Regions from separate parts of the Homo sapiens genome. Here region 2 is linked to region 1. A link is a loop called in an ENCODE intact Hi-C map of the cell type or tissue named here. Cell type or tissue: heart right ventricle. All regions are shown on one strand. Each heading gives the region's core, and the rest is flanking DNA. Links, peaks and the distances in the headings are about the cores only. Region 1 overlaps SH3RF3 (SH3 domain containing ring finger 3). Region 2 overlaps SH3RF3 (SH3 domain containing ring finger 3).

Region 1 (11,969 bases), core at 2,430-10,429:
AGGTGTCCCTTGTCAAGTCCTCAGACTTGTTCCTGCGAGTCTTGTTGTATCGGAGGACACTCCTGCTTGGGGCAGCCTCTTGTCAGATGCAGAGTGGATCCTGTGTATACATACATACACACACAACACACACACCATACAACACACACACAACACATACACACAACACAAACATGCAAATAACACATGCACGCACAACACACACAGCACACACAACACACTGAATACACATACACACAACATACATATGCACACAACACACAACACACACATGCACGCACAACACACACCATACACAACACACACAGCACACATGCACCTACAACACACTGAATACACATACACACAACACACACATGCACGCACAACACACATACCATACACAACACACACAGCACACATGCACATACAACACACCGAATACACATATATACACAATACACACACATGCACATGACACACATGCGCACATAAGCAAATGTCTGGGCTCCCAAGGATTTCTCCAGGGCTCGGTGGGTAATTTCAAGTTTCCTTCAATCTCTGAAACTTCAGACTGGGCACAGCTGGTGCTGGCAGGGTCTCAATGCCCCAGCTCAGTGGTGTCCACCCCCTTGACCCACCCAGGACCTCTCATTATTTCTCTCTGCCCTTGCAACCCTGCATATTAAAAGCTTTTATGTGCCAATCTCTTTTTTTAAATTAAACATTTTTTATTGATAAAAACCCTGCAACTTCCCTTCAGAGTTTCTGACTATAATCAGATGACCTGTGGCTATAAATTCAACCCAAATCAAAGACACATTCTGTTTCAGCGTTGGCCACCTGGCAGGACCCATGCAGGCCCCTGGGGGGCTTTCTGAGTCATCTGGGAGAGGAAGAGCCACACCTGCCCTGAAGGAGACCTGGGCTTGCAGGGACCCCAGCCTATACTGGCCTATAGCAGCCTAAGGGTGGGCAGCAGGGTGCCACTGCCCTGAATGGGTTATTTCCACGCTGGGAGGTGGGGGCTCACTGTCAGGGTGGGGCTTATTTCTAGAATTACAGTGTTTCCTTCCACCATCTGATAAACTGTGAGGAGAATGGATAACAGGAAAGGTCAATTTTTCTTCCATTTTGCAGTATTTTGCTTGTTTTCCGCATCTCACCCATCTCCAGCAGTTGGCGAACACAGCCCACGAGCTGCCCTCAGAGCTCCCCTGGCCTTGTCCTGCCTTGGCCCTTTAATCCTAATGTGCAGCTGTTCTCCCTGCCTTCCTTTCCACTAGGAACCCTCCTGGCTCTCTTCAATGTTCCTTCTTAAATAACAAGGAAAAAAAAATAAAACACACACCATCCTATTTCGCAACGCCTCAAGTGGGCAAAGTCTAAGCAGCCCACTCACTCTGCAGGGAGCAGGCCAATTAGACTGCGGTCCACAAGAGCTGGCCAGGTTCCCCAGGCTGATGATGCCTCTAAGACAGAGCATGCGGCTATCTCTGATGCATGTTCCCTAGTCCCCCTGCCACCCACAAAATCCTACATTTCTTACAAGAAGAATTATGCTAGGAAGGCAGACTGAGATGTCTGGGAAACATAAGGATGTTTAAGATGTCTGTCCAACAGGAAGTGGAAAATAGCACACTCCAGAAAGCCTCAGGAGGGTGCGGCATGCACGGTAGGTGATGGCCAGACTCCACGGCCCTCAGAAGAATGAGATGCCCGCCCAGTGGGCCTGGGAAGGGCACTGGCTAAGGATACACAGAAAGCCCTTACGGAAACATCTAGCATCCACTGGGCTCAGTGGGAGGGGCTGTTATCATCTCTGTTGTAAAATTCACCACCACCTAGACTCCTGACCTCCTGACATCCAACTGTCAGCTCATGCACATGGTTTTAAATCGTGCCTTGAGATCTTACAAAAAGCCTGGCTTTGGCCCTGAGACTTGATTCACTTTGCCATCTTCTATCTATCGAGCACCTCTAAGGGTAAGAAGCCCAGCAGGACATATAGGGAGGTAGATGGGGAGCACACACAGACTTGGGGTGGATCGTGGGGAGGTGGATGGGGGGCACCCACAGACTCGAGGTGGATCCTGGGGAGGTGGACGGGGAGCACCCACAGACTCGGAGTGGATCCTGGGGAGGTGAACGGGGAGCACACACAGACTTGGGGTGGATCCTGTGGAGGTGGATGGGGGCACCCACAGACTCGAGGTGGATCCTGGGGAGGTGGACAGGGAGCACCCACAGACTCGGAGTGGATCCTGGGGAGGTGAACGGGGAGCACACACAGACTTGGGGTGGATCCTGGGGAGGTGGATGGGGGGCACCCACAGACTCGAGGTGGATCCTGGGGAGGTGGACAGGTAGCACCCACAGACTGAGATCTGTAGCTTAAAGACAGGGAGGAGCTGGAACAGCCCAGATGGTTTTGCAAACCATGTAGGGCTTCTGGAGTGTCCTGACCAGGGAATGACTTGTCCAGCTCTCATTCCTTTCTTTCTTTTTGAGATGGAGACTCGTTCTGTTGCCCAGGCTGGAGTGCAGTGGCACGATCTTGGCTCACTGCAAGCTCCGTCTCCTGGGTTCACACCATTCTCCTGCCTCAGCCTCCCGAGCAGCTGGGGACTACAGGCTCCCGCCACCATGCCCAGCTAATTTTTTGTATTTTTTTAGTAGAGACGGCATTTCACAGTGTTAGCCAGGTCTATCTCAATCTCCTGACCTCATGATCTGCCCACCTCGGCCTCCCAAAGTGCTGGGATTACAGGCGTGAGCCACCGCACCCGGCCTCACATTCCTTTCTATTAATAGTACAGTCTCTCCACTGACAGACTGTCCTGGCAGAATGAGCTAAGTTCATCTATTAGCTTTGCTCAAGGAATGAAAATCCACCTCCTAAAAGCAAATTCTCTACCTGGCTCCCCAGGAATAAAACTGAGAGAATCAATCTTTCTATGTATGCATCAGCCCCCTAATCCACAGAGGACATTTTAAAGTCTCCATATTCTAGCTACTATTTCATTACTTATTTGATTGAAGGCTGTCAATCAAGAATTTTACAACCAGAAAAGCTACCTATAAAAAATAAAGACAAAATAAACACATTCCAGATATACAAAAACTGAGAAAATCTGATGCTAGTTGATCTACCCACCTTATAGAAAATAGCAACGAAAGCTTTTTTAGGCTAAAATCAAGTGACCACAGATAATAATTTAAACCAACATAAAATGACAAAGAGCACTAGTAAAGACAGCCGGGTCATTATAAAAGATAGTATGAATGCACATGTCTCTGCCGTTCTTAACTCATTTAACAAAGTGATTGCGGCTGGGCGTGGTGGCTCACGCCTATAATCCCAGCCCTTTGGGAGGCCGAGGTGGGTGAATTACCTAAGGTCAGGAGTTCGAGACCAGCCTGGCCAATATGGTGAAACCCTGTCTCTACCAAAAATACAAAAAAAAATACAAAAAACGAGCCAGGTGTGGTGGCGGGCACCTGTACTCCCAGCTACGTGGGAGGCTGAGACAGAAGAGTTGCTGGAACCCGGGAGGCAAAGGTTGCAGTGAGCCAAGATCATGCCACTGCACTCCAGCCTGGACAACAGAGGAAGACTCTGTCTCAAAAAAATAAAAAAGAAAAAAGAAAGTCTTGTATGAAAATAAAAATATAATTTTATCATTGGGCCCATTACATATATAAATGTAATATATTTTCCAATAATGGAACCAAGGAGGTAAGTGAGAACAAAGCTATTTGCGGATAAAGAATTATCTCCTGATAATAACTTGAATGCACCAACACAAATGGGGTAAACCAGAAATTCAAAATAAGGTTAATATCACAAAAGTTGTAGACATACAATTGCTCTTTCATTTCTCAGCTTCTTTAAAAGAAACAACATTACGTAAAATAATAAAACAAGAAAACCTTTGAAGGATGAGGCCGCAAGGAAAGGGCCTGGGTAGGTTTACCTGGCTGCAGAGAGTGGGGCCTCCGGACACTGTCCTATGGGCTCTTGGGTACCCCACAGGCACCATGAGAGGTTCCCAGGGCATCGAAAGCAGAGTTTGAAGGCAGTAACCCCAAAGCTCCTGCAATCAGCATGGCTGCCCCCAGGTACAGTGAAAGCACCACCCTCCTGGTGCTTTTCCACCGTGGTTACTCGAGACATTTATCTCTCCCATTTACAAACCACTTAGACAACTGGTTTCTCTCCAAGCTTTCAAGCCTCAGATGGTTAAATGCAGAATCATGATGTTGGTCTTCTTTAAATAAGACTGTTAGACAAATACAACTGTAACCATAACAGGAAAGACCCCAGCACTGTAATAATAAGCATTTCCCAGGGCTTTCCTGCCCTGAGGCCGAGGGCACCTGTGGGCTTGCTCATGCTTGCTGGCACCGTTGGGGCTGGTGCATCAGCAGCCGGGCCACCGACCTGTCTCCTGCTCTAGCCACTCTTAGGGGACCTGGTTTTATAGAGCTTTGTGGCCCTTCCTCTGATGTAATGAAGTGGAATGCTACACATCCAGTAAAGATCTTAATACACACCACACTGAATGCATCAACATGTCTCGTATCAGCAGAGAGCCCAATTAATAAATTTAAAAAAAAAAGGCAAGCCTCAGTTTCCCTACTATAAGTGAAGGGGTGGGGAGGCTGACCAGTAGGGTGACCCACCTCCCAAACACTGTATAAATCCATGACAAAGGCTTGAAATGCCTGCCGATTACACTGATTCTCAATGAGCCAAATTTTAAATACACACCCAATTCAATAAGAGTCCTAAGCTTTACCTGTCGTCATGGGGCCTGGCCAGCACACAGCCATCAGAGTCTCAATGAACACTGAACACCACCTGCAGCCCCATGCCACTTCTTTCTGGGCACACCCTTCCCTTCGAATGCACTTGTTTGTGTTTGTCCCTGGGAGATGGGAGGTGCCTGGCTGCTGCACACACAGGTGGGAGGCTGAGCATATTTCACACACGTCTGACACCTCCAAAGCCAAGAAGCAAACATCCTTGACCTCTGCCTGTCCAGCTCCACAGACTGCACATTTTACTGCTCTGCTGTAATTACAATGAAAACAAACACAATTTAATCCTCATGATTAACTAGAGCTCTTGCTGTGTGCTGTTCAGCACAGTGTGCGGATCAAGGCTTCCTGGAGCCCTGGGGAGGGGACAATCACCTCCACATCATTGCTTTGTTCTGCTTGACAGGAAGAGCCATCAGCCAGGGCCCTCGCTTTACACCTATGCAACTACAAAGGGCCCTGACCATACCTGTGTGACAGAGCCAGAAATGTTGATGTGTCCACACAACAGAAGGCTAGCTCACGGGCCTGGCTGTTGGGCCCCCATTGGGCGTCTTGGCAGAAATGGACCCGTGTAAGACACTTCAGGCCAAGTGCTCATGCTACTGACCTCCTTCCTGCAGACACAGTGCCCTCTAAAGGGAGGGAAAGGCTCTCCATCCAGAGAAGGGCACATGGGGCTGAGAACACCTCAAACAGTCCAGCCTCACTGCTTGTAAACAGAGTGGCCTTCCTCTCACAGCAGAGGCAGGATGGGGTTCTGAAGTCACCTGCCTGCCTGGCTTCAACCATTTACCTTCCATTACTCTCTGTAGGGGAGGAAGAAGTCCCTCCCCTGAAACCATGCACTTAGGAACTTGGTTCAGACACACGCTAGGGTCACCTGAAGTTTCCGTGCCTTCTGTCCCTGGATTGCCCATGGACAGTATCAGGCCATAAGATTGCAAGTCTTCTCTTCACCCTCTGCAGGCCGCTTCTCCCATGGGCCTCCATTGGCCCTGGACAGCCTGTCAGCTCTCAGCCATGGGCCACCTCACCAGTCAGATCCTGCATCAGGCACTCCACATACAAGATCGGGAGCCCTCTTGCCTATGACCAAGGTGTCCCTGTGCCCACGCTACAAGTGAAAGTGCTAAGCTCCACAGAGGGTAAGTATGGAACTGGAATTAAAACCCAGATACAGCCACTGGGAGGCAGATGCTTTCTCCACCTTTCTCTGGCCCTGAACCCATCCAAGCCAACTGCACCTGCTCTCCTGCTTTGGTGGTTCCTGGAAGGGCACATGCAGCTCCCTGACCTCGGGTCACAGGTCTCCCTCACTCACCTCACCTGGGCCTTGCCTAGCACTTGGGATCAGCAGTGACTGTGCATGGCGCCTTGGGTTTAGGCGTCAGTTTGCATGGTTTTCCACTAGGGAGAGGACGGTAAATCACAGGGCTGCCAACCATCAGTAGTGCACTGCAGGCTTATCAACAGCCGCCAGGAAAGTCTCGGGAATGCATTTATTCCCTAAATACACTGAGAATTTAGAAAATGAAAAGATCCCAGAGAGCCTCTCTACTCTCAAAAAGGTATTCCCAGGGTTGAGATAAACATCACAAATAACCCTCCACCAAAAAAATTACAATTACTACTTGGAAAAGATATCTCTGGCCGGAGAAGAAAAGAGAACCTAAGCAAAGAAAACCCCTGGGCGTCTGAGAACATGGATATCATCTGCAGAGCCCCTGTTGTGCACGGTGTAGCACACACATGACTGACAGTTTCCAGAGCCATCCCCACAGCGCCCGGCCCAGAGGCTGTCCAAACACCAGATGCTCTCAGAGCCAGACAAACAGAGACCTCCCAGAGATGTCAAGGAAACTTGTCTGAATAAAGCTCCCTCCACATGCACCTACGTGAAGCCTCCATGAAGAAAAAGAAGTGAAAAGAACCAAATCAAGAAAAACAAATTCTTCTTCCGTAGGCCGTGAGAGCAAGTATAGACATTATCACAATTCAAGTTACATCAGGGTCTCCCTGTCACCAACTTCTCCATAAATAACATGCCGCCCAAACATGGTAACTCCAGGGCATTGTGGAAGAAAATAACAAAACAAGCCTCTTGGGATGTTAAGGCATGAAGGGCCCCGGAGAGTCCTGACTTTGCACAGAAGGAAAATCAAGGACTCTAGTCCACCAACAGGCCCACAATAGCCAATGCACCACCGTCACACAACCCAGCAGAAATCACAACAGAGTAGACCTGGAGGCCCAGCCTCCCCTTGCATGCAGGTATGTAGGATGCCTCCGGCTCTGGATGGTGGTCTCAGAGGGCTTCAGGTAGGCTCAACTGTCAGAGCCAGGCCTCTGCACACTCAGAGCCAGTTGTTCAGGAGCCAGCAGCAGCTGCAGGTCTGGGTGCTCCTCAGGGCCAGGACACCCTTTAATCCGACCCATGAAGGCCAGAGAAGCCTACACTTTATGGATTCCTCAACCCGGCTTTTGTAAGTAACTTCAGCCACAAGCCGCGTGGCATGTTGCAGCTATTACATGTGATCTGGCAGTAGGTATGTGTCAGAAACTCTCTGATGAAGCCAAATGGAAACTAGGGCCCTGGCAGCACAAGGCTCTCCCTCCTTCCCGAGGCAGCCTACACAGTGAGCTGACCCCACATAGTTCACCCAGCTAGAGAGGGCATGCGGATGCCCCGTGGGCAGAATCTGGGGAAGCAGCAGGACAGAGAGGGTCTCTCTGCAGCTCGAGCTGAAAGGCAAAACCCCTGACCACAGAGTGTTCTCGTCAAATCCAGCACAGCCAAGGACATCAGCACAGGTCACTGCCCCTGGATGGGTCCTGCTCTGACCTGGCAAGACCCTACCCCTATTAGGAAGGACAACAGCAGTGCAGGCCACTGTCTTCAAAGCAGCACGTATTATATGTCTGAATAACAAACCAGAACTTTCTGGCAGTCATCACTCAGACACGGCTGCCACACAGTCAGGCTCCTAGAGGTACCGGTGACCTGCTGGTCAGTGCAGGGATGTTAGGAGCACAGCCAGCTGTGGCCCGGCCTGGGGAATTGCGGGATGACTGACTGGATTCCTAGTGAGGACAAGGATTGGTGGCACCACCCATACATTGTTCGGAGGCTCACCGCCCTGGCCAGCCTACATGATTGGATTGGCCCTGGTAGGTGTGGGCTGTGCTGAGGGCCCGAGGAAGCCTCCAATACCCAGGAGGTGACAAAGCCTAGAGGCTCTGAGCTGTAGAGACCCCTGCAGAAAACCCGGCTGCACTAGGGTTTGTGGTCCTCTCAACTCTGCAGTTTCTCGCTCTTTAGAATGGGGACAAGACCTCCTGACTGGCTGTCACAGCGGCCACTGCATCAGGATCCCCTCAGTAAACATTCCCTTCAGCCCCTACAAACAGCGCCAGGCTGTCCCCCACTCCTGGAAACCTGGCCACTAGGCATTATTAAGGTAAGTTTACTCTTTCGTAAGCCTCGTTGATGGGGTAAAAGTCTTACCAGCTACCAGTTGCTTGGTGTTTCCAATGTCTGGGCCGGTTAAGCTCCAGATCAGAAAGTCTGCCTGGTAGCCCAGGGATGGCAGGGCTGTGAGGGTCAGCAAATAAGAAAGTGTACATGTGTGCACAGGTATGTGGGTATGTGTGTGCACATGTGGTGACAATCAAGCAGGGAAAGAAATGCTAGAATGGTGAACACAAAAGGCAAGCTGGTCTAATTCATTCTGAGCCCAGGACAGCCCTGGCCCTGGTGTCAGAGAAGCAGTGTGCTCTGTCTGTGTTTACTGTGACTCACTGGGAAAGTGGGGTTTCCAAAAAAGCCTCCACTTAAACAGGCTGGCTGTCTCCTGTCCGTAAAACATACATTTTCAGCCCTTGTTTCTGCACTTGGGGCCCCTTGGTTTTTTTGGACACTGAGACAGGGAGCTCTAACTGTCTACTTCAGGAAACAGGTAATGAACGTGTCAGTGGCTTCCCTGAAGCGCAAACCAAGGCACTCAGAAGGAAAGTCTTCTTCATGGGATGGGTGGCAGGCAGAGTCTATCCTGCTCCAGTGGTCAAGGGAAGAAAGTAACTCCTCACTCACCACGAACTTGGGCCACAGTTTCCTAGCTGACAACCTCCCAGCCAGACTCTTGGTGTGCCCTTCACAGACTTCAGGGCAGCTGCTATTTACAAGAAAGCCATGGGGCTTCTTCCTCCCTCCCTCCGTCCCTTCCTCCCTTCCTTCCCTCCTTCCCTTCCTCTCCCTCCTTCCCTTCCTCTCCCTCCCTCCCTCTCCTTCTTTCATTCCCTCCTCAATTCCTTTCTTTCCTTCATTCCTCCTTCCCTCTTCCTTAAGCCCACATCACTTAAAAGCAGAAACAGCTGACTTTGTACCTCCTGGCCACAGAACGAACAACATGACTTGATGCTGCCTCTCCAAGAAGGACTTACCGTCATGTCCACATGAGCAAGAGAAGCTCCTGCCCCAGTGGGCACTTTTCCAGGATGCTGAGTGAATGTCGGCTGCAGAGTGGACATGAGGGATTCAGTGGCTTTCGGGCTGCCTAGACACAGCCACTGAAATACACGGTGCCCCTACATGACATTCAAATGCCATACAGTGCAAGTCCAGGGCAGCAATGTGACCCGTGCCTGGTCACAGGCTGTCTGAGAGCAGAGGCGGAATAACTCCCTCCAGCATGAAGAGCTGCTAGTCCTCCACACATCTCCATCCACCACCGTTCATGAAAAACACATAAAAATGCCATTCAATTAGGTAGAGGCTGATGGTTAGTCTCCGGGACAATGGAAGACAAGGGACACCCCCACCTGTCACCCGGCACTGCCACCTAAGAGACCCTGAAATAAAAATCCCACTTCACTGTTTTCTCCAGTGATTCATTCATCAATAGCTCGATGTATTCCCTTTCCCTGATTAAAAGTTAACTCCACACAAGGAAGATGAGAAAAGAAAGATTGAGAAAACAAAACTTAGACCACGAAGACTAGGGAAAAAGTAATAAAAATTGTGGCACAATCCCATTGGCAAATCCCCTCGAAGCTCTCAGGCCAGTGCACCTAGCAAAAGGGCTTCTGTGCCCTTTACACACTAGCCCCTCAAAGCTCCAGGAGTGGACTGAACCTGGGCCTTGGTAAGTGTTTGTGACTGATCTCAAATCTCCCCTGTTTCCATGAGAGAGCACTCGTCTCCCTGTTTCAGTCAATGGTAAGTCTGAAACATCTCCTTCCTTGCAGGGGAGGACATCGCATTGCCGCTCATATCCCTAATGACACACTGTCAACTGACAAGCCCAGAGCACCTTCCAAGCTCGCCCCAGGACTACGTCACAGCGTCAACTTCCCCCACTCCCAGTAATACGCTCAACCAGGCCCAAGTGAAACAATGCGCGACCTGTCCATGGCAGGCTCTCCAACTGTGGGGTCTTCCTTGTCTACCTTTCACCTCCACTCAGGGGACAGGACTCAGTGAGGGCCTCCGCCAGGTGCTGGGTCACAGCGGCCAGAAGCACGGGCCTGGCCTCTCCCTCCAGACTTTGCAGGCTCATGGGAATGCCAAGTATTAATATGAAGCACATACAGGCTTACATTTGTGAGGAGGAAAAAGAGGACAGTAAGAGAGTATGTACATTTACATACAAGCACACACAGGGAATCTTCCTCAGGGGACAGGTGCATCCTATTCACTAAGCAAGAAAACACTTCCTCTTCCCCTTCCTTTCAAAGGCCTTGATCTGCAGGACAGAAGCAGGGAGAATGAAAAGGGCAAAAAGGAAAACTAATTTAACTGTCTTCTCTTTCTGAAAACTCGGCCTATTAAAAGCACAAACAGTCGGCAGGGCGGTTTCATTTCCTTGTCTTCATTAAATCAGGAAGCTGAGATTCAGCAGAGATTCTGGCCCTAGAAGTAGCTTATCGGAAATGACCATGAATTATCACCCCAGTGTCCTCCACATGTTTTCTGGTAAGTAGTTTCTTTACTTAACTGAGAAGGTTGTTCCCAACAGTTCTCAAAAGGTGTTCAAATTCCCAAGCCTACCTCATAAAACATTTTCATAATTATAGAGGTGATAGCAACCTTGGTGAGAACAACTATCAAGATGATTTTGATGGGGTTATTTGCTAATTTTGCCTCTTCTGTGAATAAAGATACCCAGTCGGCTGACTAATACGAACCCCAGTCCAACCCTGAATGTGTCCACAACCCCACAGACCTTCATACTGATCATTGAGAACAACCCAGACATTCCCTGGTGGTGGTAAAGTTAACCGAATAAAGCACTTCTCCAATGCTCTGTATTCTTAGAGTAGCTTTACTCAAGTTTCACCGGTGGGTGGTATGGGGTCTGCTGGAAGCCCAGTGTGACAGTGTGACCCATTCACTGGGAGATACTTCCAACCTAGATGCACTATTCCGAAGCCCCAACAGGTTGCCTAAATTGATTAGGAAAGTGAAATGCCACACACACAAAGCAAGAGTTGCACACGTGCACATGTACACACACAGACACACACACACAAACACTAATCTTTAACCTCCCACCACCATGACACGGGTACCACCTTGTGTCTTTTAGCCTTAGGAGGACTGCAGGCTTGTACAGTGTTGGAGCCATCCCTGTTCTTTCCAGATACAAATGATCTAATGGAGTAACCTAACCTGAACCACAGAGCCCCACATAGGTGTTCAATATCCTTCCAGAGCATTTTTCTAGCTTTTGAGACCAGAGTGGGTCACATGGAGCGTACTGTCTCGCTGAGCCCACCCGTGAGAATTCGGACATCCACAGAGAGCAGATACTGCCCTGGCGAGGCAGTGCCTCCAGCCTAGAAGTACCCATCTGTTGGCTTAACTGGAGCGCTCATGGGGCACTGTCCCGAGCCACTAAAGTCCCGGCAATGAGAGGCTCCTCTCATGGGAGCGGCTGGCACAGAAAGAGACAACCACACACCAACATTAGGGGGTACAGCTGAGACAGCAGGAAGTGAAACCCAGCAGAAGACAAAGAAACTATTTGACCAACCTTCTCACGGGGTCATGGGAATAGTCATGGTTTCTTCACATGTGCCTCAAGTTTTAATCAGCATCTACAATGTTGTATTGCCAGACCCAGGTACATCAGCTCAGTGTCAGAGGCAAAGCTGAACGAGGCTGG
Region 2 (11,969 bases), core at 1,387-9,386, 220 kb before region 1:
TGTGTAGAGGAACCAGCAGTCAATGTCATCTGCTTTCTCCTCCCCCAGCTCTTCTAAGTGGACTTTGTAGGACAGGTGACACGGTTCCTGATGGGACTTTCCGTGAGGCCCAAGCCACGCTGGGGTCTGGTTGTCTAAGAGCACAACTGCTCCGGCCCCAGCCAAGTCCCCCCAGGCCACATGCCTGGATTGTTGTTGCAGCTGTACCAGGGTCTGGGGGCCTGTGGCTGTGGGATACTGCTTAGTGCCCGGTGAAGGGTCTCCACCCGATAAGGTGTCTAAAGGGACCATCCCCATCACCCTTGGTGACCAGCATTTGTTCCACTGTATTCATTAATCCCACTGCATTCAGAGCCTGTGCCCCAGGCACTGCTGCTTATGCAATAGAGAGGGAAAGAGATATAATGAAGGTGTGCCCTGGGCAAGTGTGGATCCCAGCCTCCAACTCCACTGCCTGAGTCTCGGCCTTCGCTCCCCACTTTTCTCAATGTGTTTCCTCCAAGGCTGGACTCATCCTGGAGGTCAGCTGTTCCTGCTTTCAGGCTCTGTACTGACAGTCCATGGGGAGTTCTGGGTGATTTCAGGAGGAAGAGGCGGCCCAGCTCTGAGCCATGCAGCACGGGGATCCAGATACCTGACTCCGCTACTGGGCTTGCAGCCTCCCGGCCTATCTCCCCTCTGCCTCACTCTCCCTCCAATAACTTCCTGAAGGTCTTGTGCACCGTGCCAGGCCCTGGAGGTTGTGAGCAATAGGAAACAGCCTAGAGCAATCAGTTAGACATGGATTTCGTTGCAGCCCTTCATGTGCTGGCAGCTCAAAGTGTGGTGTTTCCCGAGTCTAGTTCTCAGAGAACTCTTGTTGGCGGCACAACTTGAGGGAGAGTGTTCCCAGGAACACACATCGGGAACTGCTTGGGTAGAAACTAGAAAGGAAAAGAAGAAACCGTGAGGGGTCGGGGGCAGAACCCTGGGATCTGAGTGGGGTGCCTGGGGGCAGGGAGTGAGGAGGCTTGTTCAGGCCACGATGTAGGCAGGGCATAAGGCCTGGGGATGGGAGACCCTGCAGCTGGGCCCGTCAGCCCCTCCGCAGGCCAGGAAGGAAAGAACTGCAGTACCTGGGGTGGGAACTGGCTCCCCAGGAGGCCTGAACCCACAGCAAGAGTTCTTGATGAGAGGGTGACCTTGCCTCCAGGGGACAGGTGGCAATGTCTGAAGACATCTGGGCTGTCACAACTCAGGGGTGCTGCTGGCATCTGGTGGGCAGATCCCAGGGATGTTGGTAAACATACTCCAATGCAAGGGAACCCCCCATGGCAGGGTTATCTGGCCTCAAATGTCATCAGTGCTAAGGCTGGGATCCCTAGGTCACAAGGACAGCAGGCCAGGATGCGGGGACAGAAGCCAGGCCTGCCCCAGGTGTCCCGGCGGAGCCCACTCTGCAGGCTCTGGGGCTGCTGGCCGCTCCTCCCCTCCTGGCAGGCAGGAGACCTGGGTGGCCTTGCGTTGTCCAAAGGAAAAGGAATTAGCCTTTCTCTGCCCACTTCTGTTTCCTCTTCACCATGAAGGGGCCTGGTGGCTGTTCATCCCCGTCTAGGCTCCCCTCTAGAATCAAAGCTTTGGAAGTACAGGGGTCGTGTTTGTTTTGTTCACTGCAGTATCCCCACCAGCGCCTAGCACGGTGCTGAGAACACAACAGGCATTCAACACTTGTTTGCTGAATGAACTGAGTCCAGCTGAGGGCTCTTGGGCCCGTCGGGGAGAGCCCTTCTGGCCCCTGAGTAGAGAGGGACTCGGTGGGCAGATTCTTGCTCCCAGGGCACCTTGGGCCCTGTGGGCCTGGACGTGGGGTATGGTGGAGCTGGAGACGCTGAGGCCCTGCTGCCTCACTGCCCAGCTGCTGAGAGTATATGCAGTCAGGCCCAACCTTAGCTGTCTGCTTTGGAAAGGGTGGGGTGCGTAAATGTGATGGATAATTTTCCTGTCTCAATTCTCCAGGATTAAATAAACTAAACACTTAATTAACTTGGAAAAACGCTGATGTCATGGCTAGAAAACCCTCTCCAAAACGTCCGCCTTCCAGGACAGAATTCTGCTAATGCCTTAAGCATCAGTTATTACCAATCGCTGTGGAATTCCCAGTACTAACAATCGTCATGCTCACGGAATCCATGGAATATGGAGGTAGACGGTCTAGGCACTTCCCTGGTGGTCGTCCCGTGTGAGGCAGGAAAGAATAGCCAATGGACAGTTGGCATGTACTCGGGGAGAGGCTCATAGACTGATTTGGGGGACAACACCGTGGGAGGAGAAGAGGTTTTAGAGGACACAATTTAGGGCTGATCTGGGCTGAAAGATTATGTTAAGGAAAGATGGATTTGCTGGGTTTCTCCTGGGACTGGGAGTAAGCAAGCAATGTTCAGGAGCCCAGTGGGATGTGGATTTGGCATCCCTGTTACGTTTTCCTGACTGCCTTCTTCTGCAAACGTTCCCCCTAGCACTCTGCTGTTTCCATCTGTGGCCTGCACTCCTCTCTGTTGGGGGGATCACTTTCCATTCCAATGACCCTTCTGGATGGCCAGGCTCCAATCAGTTCAGCCTCACAGGGAGAAAACCAAACAGCCGGATCTGTTAGGAACAAAACGTCTCGTTTGCTCTGAAACATCCTGGCCTGGGCGGGAGACAGATCTGCCGAGAAAGGTGCACTGGTCCTTCCTCCATGGAAGTGATGGGCTGCTGTCGCCCTGCTGGGATGTCTCTCTTCTGGAAGGCCCTCCCCACCACCCAGTGCCCTCAGCCTGCCCAGCTTCCCCCTCCCCTTCCTCTAACACATCCTGCGCCAACCACACTGCTGGGTGCAAACTCTGCAGGTGTGGTGAAGGCCCGGCTCTGCATCCCCACCACCTGCGTTTTGTTTCTGCACCTTTGGAAGGGTACCATCTGCCTCGCTGAGCTGCTGAGATGACAGCTATAGGAGCGCTTTTAAAGGACTAATGCATCTCATCAATATCTGGTGATTATGTTGCTGTTTTTATAATGTGTTTACTCATCTCTGAATATTAAATAGTTTACGAAATACCTAGGACCTAGTTAGTTCCCAATATATTTTTGTCAAATAAATAAAATGAGATTCCTATCCAAGACCTCCACCTGCCTTGCCTTGGGAGAGCACCCGAACCACTGAGGGTCTCTCAGCTCTCCAACTCTGTATACAAAGAAACAATCAGGGAGTTCCACAAAATGTAAAATGTGGGCCCCACCCCCAAAGATTTTGCTTCTGTGGGTCTGAAATGAGGACCAAAAAATGATTCTGATACAGAACATAGGAAGTGATCAATCAGAAGCCAATGGTCGTCATGCAACTCGGTAAGTGATTTCCAGACGACAAAGAGTAATGTCAAGACACAGAGAAGGGGTCAGCTCCTTGGGAAGGTGAAGAAAGGTTATTGAGGGTTACTAACACCTACTCAGTGCCCCCAGCCAGGGACACACATGGGTTGAAAGCAGGGCCCTACAGTGCTGGACTTCTGGCTGGAGCGCACACACTGATTCTGTGGACCTGAGCTGTCTGGCTGGCTCCAGGTGAGCCCCCACCTTCCCAGACAGAAGGTGAGAAGCCAGGTGCTGGTAGGTGTGTAGGAGATCAAGGGCCAGGGAGGGCCAGGGACTGGAGGCTTGCGATGAGGCTGTGCTGCAGCCCTGGCTCTCAAGATCTAGGTGTGAAAGCATCCCTGTGCCCAGGCACGGAACACTGACATGTTACAGAAGGGAGAGCTTATGAGTTATATCCAGAAAAAGCCATGTGTGTTTGTGTGCTTACACACTCACAGTCACACACACAGCCTGAAGCCTGAAATCAAGTGGTACTCCACTTTAAAGAATCATCTAGAAATCTGATATTTAAAAAGGAGAATTTTGAAGGCGTTTATTCATACTACACTCTATACAGGAAAACTATAAAACATTATACAAATGGTAAAGTAATAGATTTTTTTGTTATGATTAAGATGGGGGCTCCTCTAGGGGCCTTAACTGTTTAGTAGAACATTAGTATAAAAACTTGGCAAAAGCAATTGAAAGCTTAAATTAAGATTCAGTGCCAGTTAAAGGTCAATTAAAAGTTATGGAAAATTGTCTCTGAAATTTTAAGGAGCCAAAGGGAATACAATTTGATTTGCAAAAAGCAACATTAAACAGAGATACAAGTCATTTCATGAAAATGAAGTAAACCTGTACATGTGACCCGTAAGTGCACATTTATTCAGTTACCTTCTTGATTAAGCCATGTGGAGACAGGTGGCTGTCCCACCACTTCTTTCAAACAGATTTCCCGTCTTAATTCTCTTTGCCTCAGGCAATATTTAAGATCAGTTTGCATTGGTTGGGCACACACCAAACGCTGGGTCAGGTACCATGGGAAGCAGATAGAAAGGGACTCAATTTGCAAAGTTAGCCATGATAACCCATGAGAACCTCAATCTGCAGAACCCTGCACATGCTGCGCTGCACACGCTGATGGGTTACGTACTATTTTCAGCACCAGAAGGGGAGGTAAAAACTCACCAGCTTTGGGAATAAAGGATTGAACACAATCGTACACTTTAACTCCACCAGGTACACACAAAGATGTTTTTGTGACCTGAGACTGGGGAGATAGTTGTCACTGGGTAGAGATGTTCAGACACAAGTGGATCCTCAGAGGCCTGGGAGCACCTGCAGACAGTCCCAGGAAAGCACAGAAATAAACAGGGCCTCGACTGTTGATACCAGGTCTCAGGGCAGGCAGGGTCAGAGGGAGACAGGGCAGTACTTCAGTTTTGTTATACCCTTTTCTGTTATTTGATTTATTGCATCACTTGTGAGTTTCTTTTTAATTTAAGAGGGGAAAAATAAAAAGGAGAAAGTTGCAATGTTGTTTTGAAACAATGGTACTAGATATGATGGACCAGGGAAGCTTTGCTGTTGATTAGCTGATAGGGCAGGAGGTAACTCCACAGGAGGGGGCGGGCCTCAAGAGCTGGGCTGATATAGGGATAATGAAAAGGCCTGGGCTGGTGAGTGATGTGGCCAAGGGAGTGGTCAGAGGTGTGGAACAGGTAAATCTAGCAAAAAGCAGGTGCGGGCCAGAGTGTGGATGGGCCAAGGGTCGAGGTGCCTGGTGAGGTAAGAAAGGCAGTGGGATGACCAGGCAGGGTGGCTCATGCCTGTAATCCCAGCACTTTGGGAGGCCAAGGTGGACGGATCACCTCAGGTCAGGAGTTCGAGACCAGCCTGGCCAACATGGTGAAACCCCATCTCTACCAAAAATATGAGAATTAGCTGAGCGTGGTGGCAAGCGCCTGTAATCCCAGCTACTTGGGAGGCTGAGGCAGGAGAATCGCTTGAACCCAGAAGGCAGAGGTTGCAGTGACAAGATCACGCCACTGCACTCCAGCCTAGGAGACAAGAGCGAGACTCGGTCTCAAAAAAAAAAAAAAAAAAGAAAGGCCAGAGGATGGCACACCTTGGTGCCTCTAGGGCCAACTGAGGAGGCTGGGGTTGTCTGGTGGACGCTGGGAGCATCCAAGGAGCTGAGATAGAGGTGGAGGCACAGGGATGGCGGGGGTTGTGGGGGGCTTGAAGGCCATGCAGTCAGCAGGATGTGGCCCTGGCTGCAGAGGTGCTTCTGAGGAGCCAAGCCAGCTAAGCAGGGGATGGTGGGGCTGCTGATGGGGACAGTCACAGGAGGAGTTTACAGGGAAGGCAACCCCAGCGCCTGCAGCCTGGGGAGGGGACAGGCATGGAGACAGCAGGTCGAAGGACTGTGACCTCATGTGGCACAGCTGGGTGACAGCCACAAGAATGTGCTCTGTGCCTGCATGGCCAGGGACTCCTTTGTGTGTCCAGCCTTGACTTTATACCAAACTCTATGCCAATTCCCACCCTCTAGCAATCTGTTGAATAACAGTATTTTGGCCGACACAGCAGATAGGAAGTCAAAGGAAGCAACATGAGTTTTAAAAGACAGTCAAGTAGTTCTCATATGCCACCTCAACCCACAGGCAGTCAGGAAAACAGGCGGAAGGTGCCAAGGTCTTGCGGGGAGGCCTGGCTCAGAGAAGGGAGCACCTTTTCTTGCTGGGCACCGAGAGCATACGCTCCAGTGGGACATCTAGCAAGCAGTGAGTGAGGCTGGAACCTGGCCAGAGGCCTGGGACATGTGAGAGGCACCACTGGGGCTTGCAGGAAACTTTAGATATTCAGAAGAAAGAAACGGGGACTTATCTTTGTTGAGTCTGGCTCTCGGGTTGCAAGTTATACTTGGAAGTTTTTTGATTATTATTTTATGTTCGGAAATTTTCCTGTCGGAGATGGGGAAAAGGTAATTAAAAGCTGTGCTCTGTTAAAATTTTAGTGGGGAAAGGGCACCTCTCTGGTTATGCTGAGAACAGTTACTGGAAGAGCACAGGAGGGTTTATAACAATATAAATATGCAACGCATTTTTAGAGAGGGCAGAGGAATAGAAGATCTACAATGAATACAGAGGAAAAAGTGAACGAGATAATTAAAAGAAACAGAAAAATTGTGCACCAGCTATTGGGTATTTTAAACATTAACATGCATCTTCAAAAATGCTGCCCTTGCCAAAGACAGAAGATAAAGAAAATTGGTTCATGAAAATAGCAGGGAACGGGAGGCAGCAGCCAGTGAAGTGCTGAGCTATTGTGCTTCTCTAGCTTGTTTTTGGTGGAAGACGTGACCGCCGCATCGTGTTGCTCTCTTGCTGTTATCAGTGGTGAAGCAGTTGTTCCCTGCCCTTCCTCCTGCAGGAGAGGAAGCAGCCGGAGGTGCAGGCAGGGACAGGGAGCTGAGGGCATCCTTGTTCTTGGAAGCTGAGCCCTGGGCATCAGGATTATTACCATTTACAGCACTCAAAACGATGGTGAAGAGCAAAATGAACACTGCTCTCCCCCTCTTAGGGGTCATGGCCCCGGGCTGGGCGCGGGAGTGGGTTTGGATGACCGGCCAAGTTCACCACGGTGTCAGGGAGCTCCTGAAACAAAAGAGACTGACTCCCTGAGGAACTTCAAGAAGATAAACAGCCACAGCACGGTGTTCTGCGGGAAGTGCGTGATGCTGCGACAGCTTTGGCAACAGATGGAGCTGGGTGTCCCTGGTATTTATTAGTTGGCTGATCTTGAACAAGTTCCTGAACTGCTCTTAGCCCCACTTCCCTCATGTGTAAAACGGACTACATAATTATCTAAATATAATGATAATTATTACTATGCTGAGACCTATTTCTTGAGAGCTGACTATGAGCCGGGCACTGTCCTAAGTCTTGCCCATACATTCATTCACTGAATTCTCAAAGCAGCCCTGAAGAAAAAACAGGCTCTGAGATGCTGAACAAGAGACACAGGGTAATCAACTCAAAAGCTGCACAAGCCGCATTCGAACCCGGGACTTGCTGAGGCCAAATTTTAACTGTGGCTCTACTGCCTTATCGTGAAAATTAAGCAAGGCAATGCACATAACCCCAGTACGCCATTCAGTAACTGGAAGGCATCCCTAGAATGCACCGTTGAGGTCTGAGTCTGCTTCAGTCATTTTGTAGGGGAGCACAGAGGCATTCACATACAACGACCATTACCAAACTCCAGCAGTGATTCCGTGGTGATAAAACAGTGACTTGGCCAATTGCTCATCAACCTTGTGACCTGGGCAGGCACCTTGCCCCTCTGGGCTTCCTCAAGACAGGATTCTCATGGTAGCAGTTGTCTCGGTGCAGAGGGGAGGCCGAGGAGTGACATTTGCAGAGCACACAGCACAGCGTCTGCACTTAGTGTGCTCTCTGTAAGTGGCAACTGTTTTGGAGGTGCTGCGAGGCAGAGCCCTCCATCCACATGTCCAGCCCCTTGGCCGCTTTGGTTTCCTATTAGCACAGCCTGAGTGGAGGGATGAAGCGCACGTTTAGCTATTTGCTCAAGAGGGAAGATGCAATGGGACTGGACAGCCAGCTACGCATCTACAGCCTTCTGGAAACTTCCCGAGCAATAACAGGCCGAGGAGGTTCTCCAAGTCCTGAAATAGCCCAGCCTTGACCAGTCACCGAGAACATACCAGAAGCTCCAAACTGGAGGAAATACACCAGTCTCTGGCCTGTGGGCAGGAACGCTGCCAGAAGCATAGCCGCAATAAACTTGTTTTTCCGTATTTGCTCAAACTCAGTTTGCTGAGTGGAAGGCACAGGTGCACCCTCCAGCTGCCAGCAGACACAGCAACTGTGGTGACAGCATGGTGACTGGAGCTTGAGCACAGAGAGACCTGTGTGGGGGGACCCTCGCCACCCAACCTGACGTCTGCAGGGCCCCGGCCTCCCCCTCACCTCTCCATTGAGATGTTCCCCTCTCATGGATTTCTTGACACGTCTTAGGGTTTCTTCTCCTGCCTTTCTGAACAGCTGTCAGATTCTTTTTGGCAGCAGCAGGTGAGAAATGCCCTCAGGCTGCCTGTCCCTCTGTTTCCCTATCGGTGTCCTCTTGCCTGAAGCAATGACACAGCTTGGCTCTTCAGTTCTCCCTTCCATGGCTGAAGTATCTCAAACCCAACTCTCCAGTGAGCTCCAGGCCTTTTATCTGCCGCTTCTTCTAGACATTCTTTTAAGACAGAAACCACACAAATCAAACCATCCACAGATGCCCCAAGCTCCAAGCTAGAGAACAGCGAACCGCCCTCCATGAGGTCCCAGCTAGAGAGAGCCGGAGGTCATAATGTCCCAGGTCCCTGTGCCCAGGCAAGCAGCCAGGTGAGCCCAGGGGATCCAGGAGGAGAGGAGGGGAATGAGGCCAAGACAGAGGTTAGGAGCCTGTACCCAGTGTGCTCCACCCCTCCACATGCCAGTACAGCATTGTTCGTCTCCATCCTCCTCCTCCTCCTCCCACAGGGCAGCAGAGAGCACCCCATGGCTGCTCGGGATGACCTCTACCCTGCGAGACTTCCTGAGTGACAAGTGTTGGCTGCCCCCTGAGACACTAATTCAGCCAGTCTGATGTCACCTCCCTATGACCTTGGCACCCTCAGGACTAACAGGGGCTGGCATCTGGACTCCTCTCCTTATTACTCTCTTTTTCTCAGCCTCATGGCCATCTTAGCTGGCTTCACTACTCACCAGCCATGCACCCTTGAACAAATGCCTTATGTCTTCTGTTCAGTTCTCCCATCTGTAAACTGGGGATAGCGACAGCACCTGTCATAGAGGGTGGCTGTGGGGATCAAACATGGGGCTCAAGTGCTGGGCACCTGGGAGATGCCGCCTTGCCTGCTCTGGTCATCAACAAGGCTACAGTACAGATGTTTGGTGCCATGCAGATGTTGGGCACAACGCCTTCTTTTCTGAAAGCAGATGTCTTAATGTGGTTGATATGCAAGTGTTGCTTTCTCACTATGTTGGAAAAGAAAGTATCACCTCTCAGCTAAAGGAGAAGTGCCAGGATGGGGTCCTTTCCTCTAGACAATTGTCCTCAACCCACAGCAGGGTTGAAACCACTGCTTCCCTCAGGCTGTGATGACGCGTGGCCTCAGGGGACATGTCACCTGCATACCACTGGGCTGCAGAGGGGCTGTCAGCAAAACCGGGCTGGGCTGGAGCAAGAGCTCCAGGGAGATCCTCGTGCTGCAGGTGGGTTAGGTGCTGCCGTATGAAGGCTCTGAGGGCAGTGAGTCCCGGGGTCTTCATCAGTGGTCTGTGGATGGTTTTGGGGGTCTGCGAAACCCGTAGAATTGCAAAGTTAAGAGCAGTGTGGATAATTGGCTTTTAGCAGGTTCACAAGGGGGTTCATTCCCTCCTTTCTAACATTAAGAAAATGATCATTTAATTCATTTTTTAAAAATGAGGAGACAAAAGTGCAGGGCTCTGTCTGTGGGAGTAGAGCCCTGACCCCTTGCCTTGGGCTGCCAGTCCTGTACGGGCACACCTGGCCCTGCCCTGGCTGCTGCTTCCTCTGCCCATGAGGCCGGTGGAAGCTGGACATCCCGACACCCCAGGGAGAACAGATACGGTGGAACTTATTTTCGCACTTAATTAAAAAGTACCAAACCGGAGGCAGCTGTGCCAGACAAGAAATGTTCCTACTGAACTCAAGGAAAGAATGATAGGTCACAGAGCTAAAAGTGAACCTTAGATCATGTGGCAAATTGTATTTTCTAAATACAGCCACAACACTGTGTCTCTACTCACTAGCCCCCCTCTACAAAAAGCCTTTGGCACTCCCCTAACTAAGTCACAGGACCGTGTCCCCACCCTGTGTGCTGGGCAGACCTCTTGTGACATCCTCCACAAGCAGGGCTCAGGGGAGATGCCACTGCGTGACCCTGAGGCAAGGTCAAGGGCAGGCCGTGCACTCACTCTCGGAACCCAGTCGCCACATTGTGAGGAAGCTCATGCTGTCCACGTTGAGAAGTGTGTGCTGGTGCTCTGACCTGCAGCCCGGCCAAGGTTCCAGCCAGCAGTCAACACCACCCGCCAGACACATAAGCCAGCCCACCTCCAGGAGGCTGCAGCTCCCGCCAGCAAATCTCGAAACCTGCAGGTTCTCTCAGCTAAGGCCTAAACATGGTGGACAAGAGACAGCCTTCCTGTCATGCCCTGCCCCAATTCCCAACCCACAGCATCCCTGAGTTTCACAAAGAAACTATGGTTTTAAGCCACTGAGTTTTGAGATGATTTGTTATGCAGCAAAAGTAACTGGAGCGGGTTTCATTCTCACCTGTCATGAGCTTCCCAGGGCTAGACCCAACCTGTATGATAAGCCCGTCGCATGGCCTCTGAGCAAGAAGATCTTACCTACGAGCTCAGACTCTCCCCCTCTCTCCCTTCCCCACCACACCGTATTTTTGATAAACAAGTGTGGGATGGAAAAATGAAAGCGCATTCCAACAAACTTCTTAGGAAAAGTTGACAGAAATGTTGGAAGCATGTATAATTGTAGGGATACCAGACATCCAAATAATAGAGAAGAATTCTGCAAGGAAAAATGCCAAGGACTGAACCTCAGTACATTTTCATGGAAAGCATGAAGACATCTAGATAACTGAATACATTCAAACCAAATCGCAGGTCTTAAAAGCAAACAAGGTGCCATCTCACACTGATGGGGTGTTTAGAGACTGGAGGGCCCATCTTGATTTAAAGACGTAACTGGGAATTGAGGGAGAAGGATTTTACTCAAAGGACACATTTTCAGACAGCCTAGGGAATCCAAACAGTGCAAGTTTGAATGTATCACAGGGACAGCTAGACGGCTTTATGGGAACTGAGAGAGAGAAGGAATGAAAAATACACTGGGAGCCAGCGTGAAGTGTGAAACTTAACAAGGCCGTTAGGTCATAGAATGCACTAGAATCGCCTGCCCCAAAGGCGGCCTCCAATCAGGCAGCTCCTCTCCGGCTGCAGAGCTCAAAGCCCTTGGCAGGGCCCCTTCTTCACTGTGGTGGATGGGACACTCAGGGACCTCCTCCCCAGGGTCTCTCTCAGCTTTCTAATCATTCCAGTAATATTTCATGAGCAGTGGGGAGAGGTGAGGAGGAGGCCCTTGCGGGAACCCTCCAGCAAAGGCAGGGCAGGATCTTTCCTGCAGGTCCATGCCAAGGGTGTGGGGCTGCTGCACTTGAATGCACATGTTCCCCAAAGTCATGTCAACCCCAGCTCCCAGTGTGATAGCCTTAGGAGGTGGGGTCTCTGGGAGATGATCGGGTCGTGAGAGCTCCCTTGCCCTATTGACCACGTGAGGACACGGTGAGAAGGCGCCGTCTATGAACCAGGAAGCCAGTCCTCACCAGACACCGAATCTGTGGTGTCTGGATCTCAGACTTCCAGCCCGCAAAACTGTGGGAAATCACTCCTGTTGCTGACACCCCTCACCAACACACACACACACACACACACACACACACCCATCTGTGGCATTTTGTTACAGCAACTCAAGGGACT

What was found. Hi-C counts contacts between places; a loop is a spot of excess contacts. Peaks named below come from ENCODE experiments on the same cell type or tissue, not always from the same donor. Only the 100,000 strongest peaks of a DNase experiment are listed, where the experiment ranks them.
Region 2: a loop joins it to region 1, with 1.9 times the contacts of the local background. A loop is called at or near these places in 3 of 110 quality-filtered maps.

The regions. Positions count from the first base shown.
Region 1 is chr2:109,254,487-109,266,455 of GRCh38, reverse strand. All of the region lies in intron 1 of SH3RF3 (SH3 domain containing ring finger 3), which reads right to left. It also overlaps a transcript of RANBP2 not described here. Among named protein-coding and RNA genes, the nearest start is that of MIR4266, 53 kb to the left of the region's middle. RefSeq lists enhancers at 5,460-5,959, 5,960-6,461, 11,668-11,957. In heart right ventricle, for the core only: a CTCF peak has its summit at 5,445 (motif pointing left); no DNase peak of the experiment used is centred there; H3K27ac peaks cover 619 bases.
Region 2 is chr2:109,477,577-109,489,545 of GRCh38, reverse strand. All of the region lies in intron 8 of SH3RF3 (SH3 domain containing ring finger 3), which reads right to left. It also overlaps a transcript of RANBP2 not described here. Among named protein-coding and RNA genes, the nearest start is that of SEPTIN10, 130 kb to the left of the region's middle. In heart right ventricle, for the core only: no CTCF peak of the experiment used is centred there; DNase peaks (open chromatin) are centred at 6,145, 6,775 and 7,079; H3K27ac peaks cover 2,153 bases.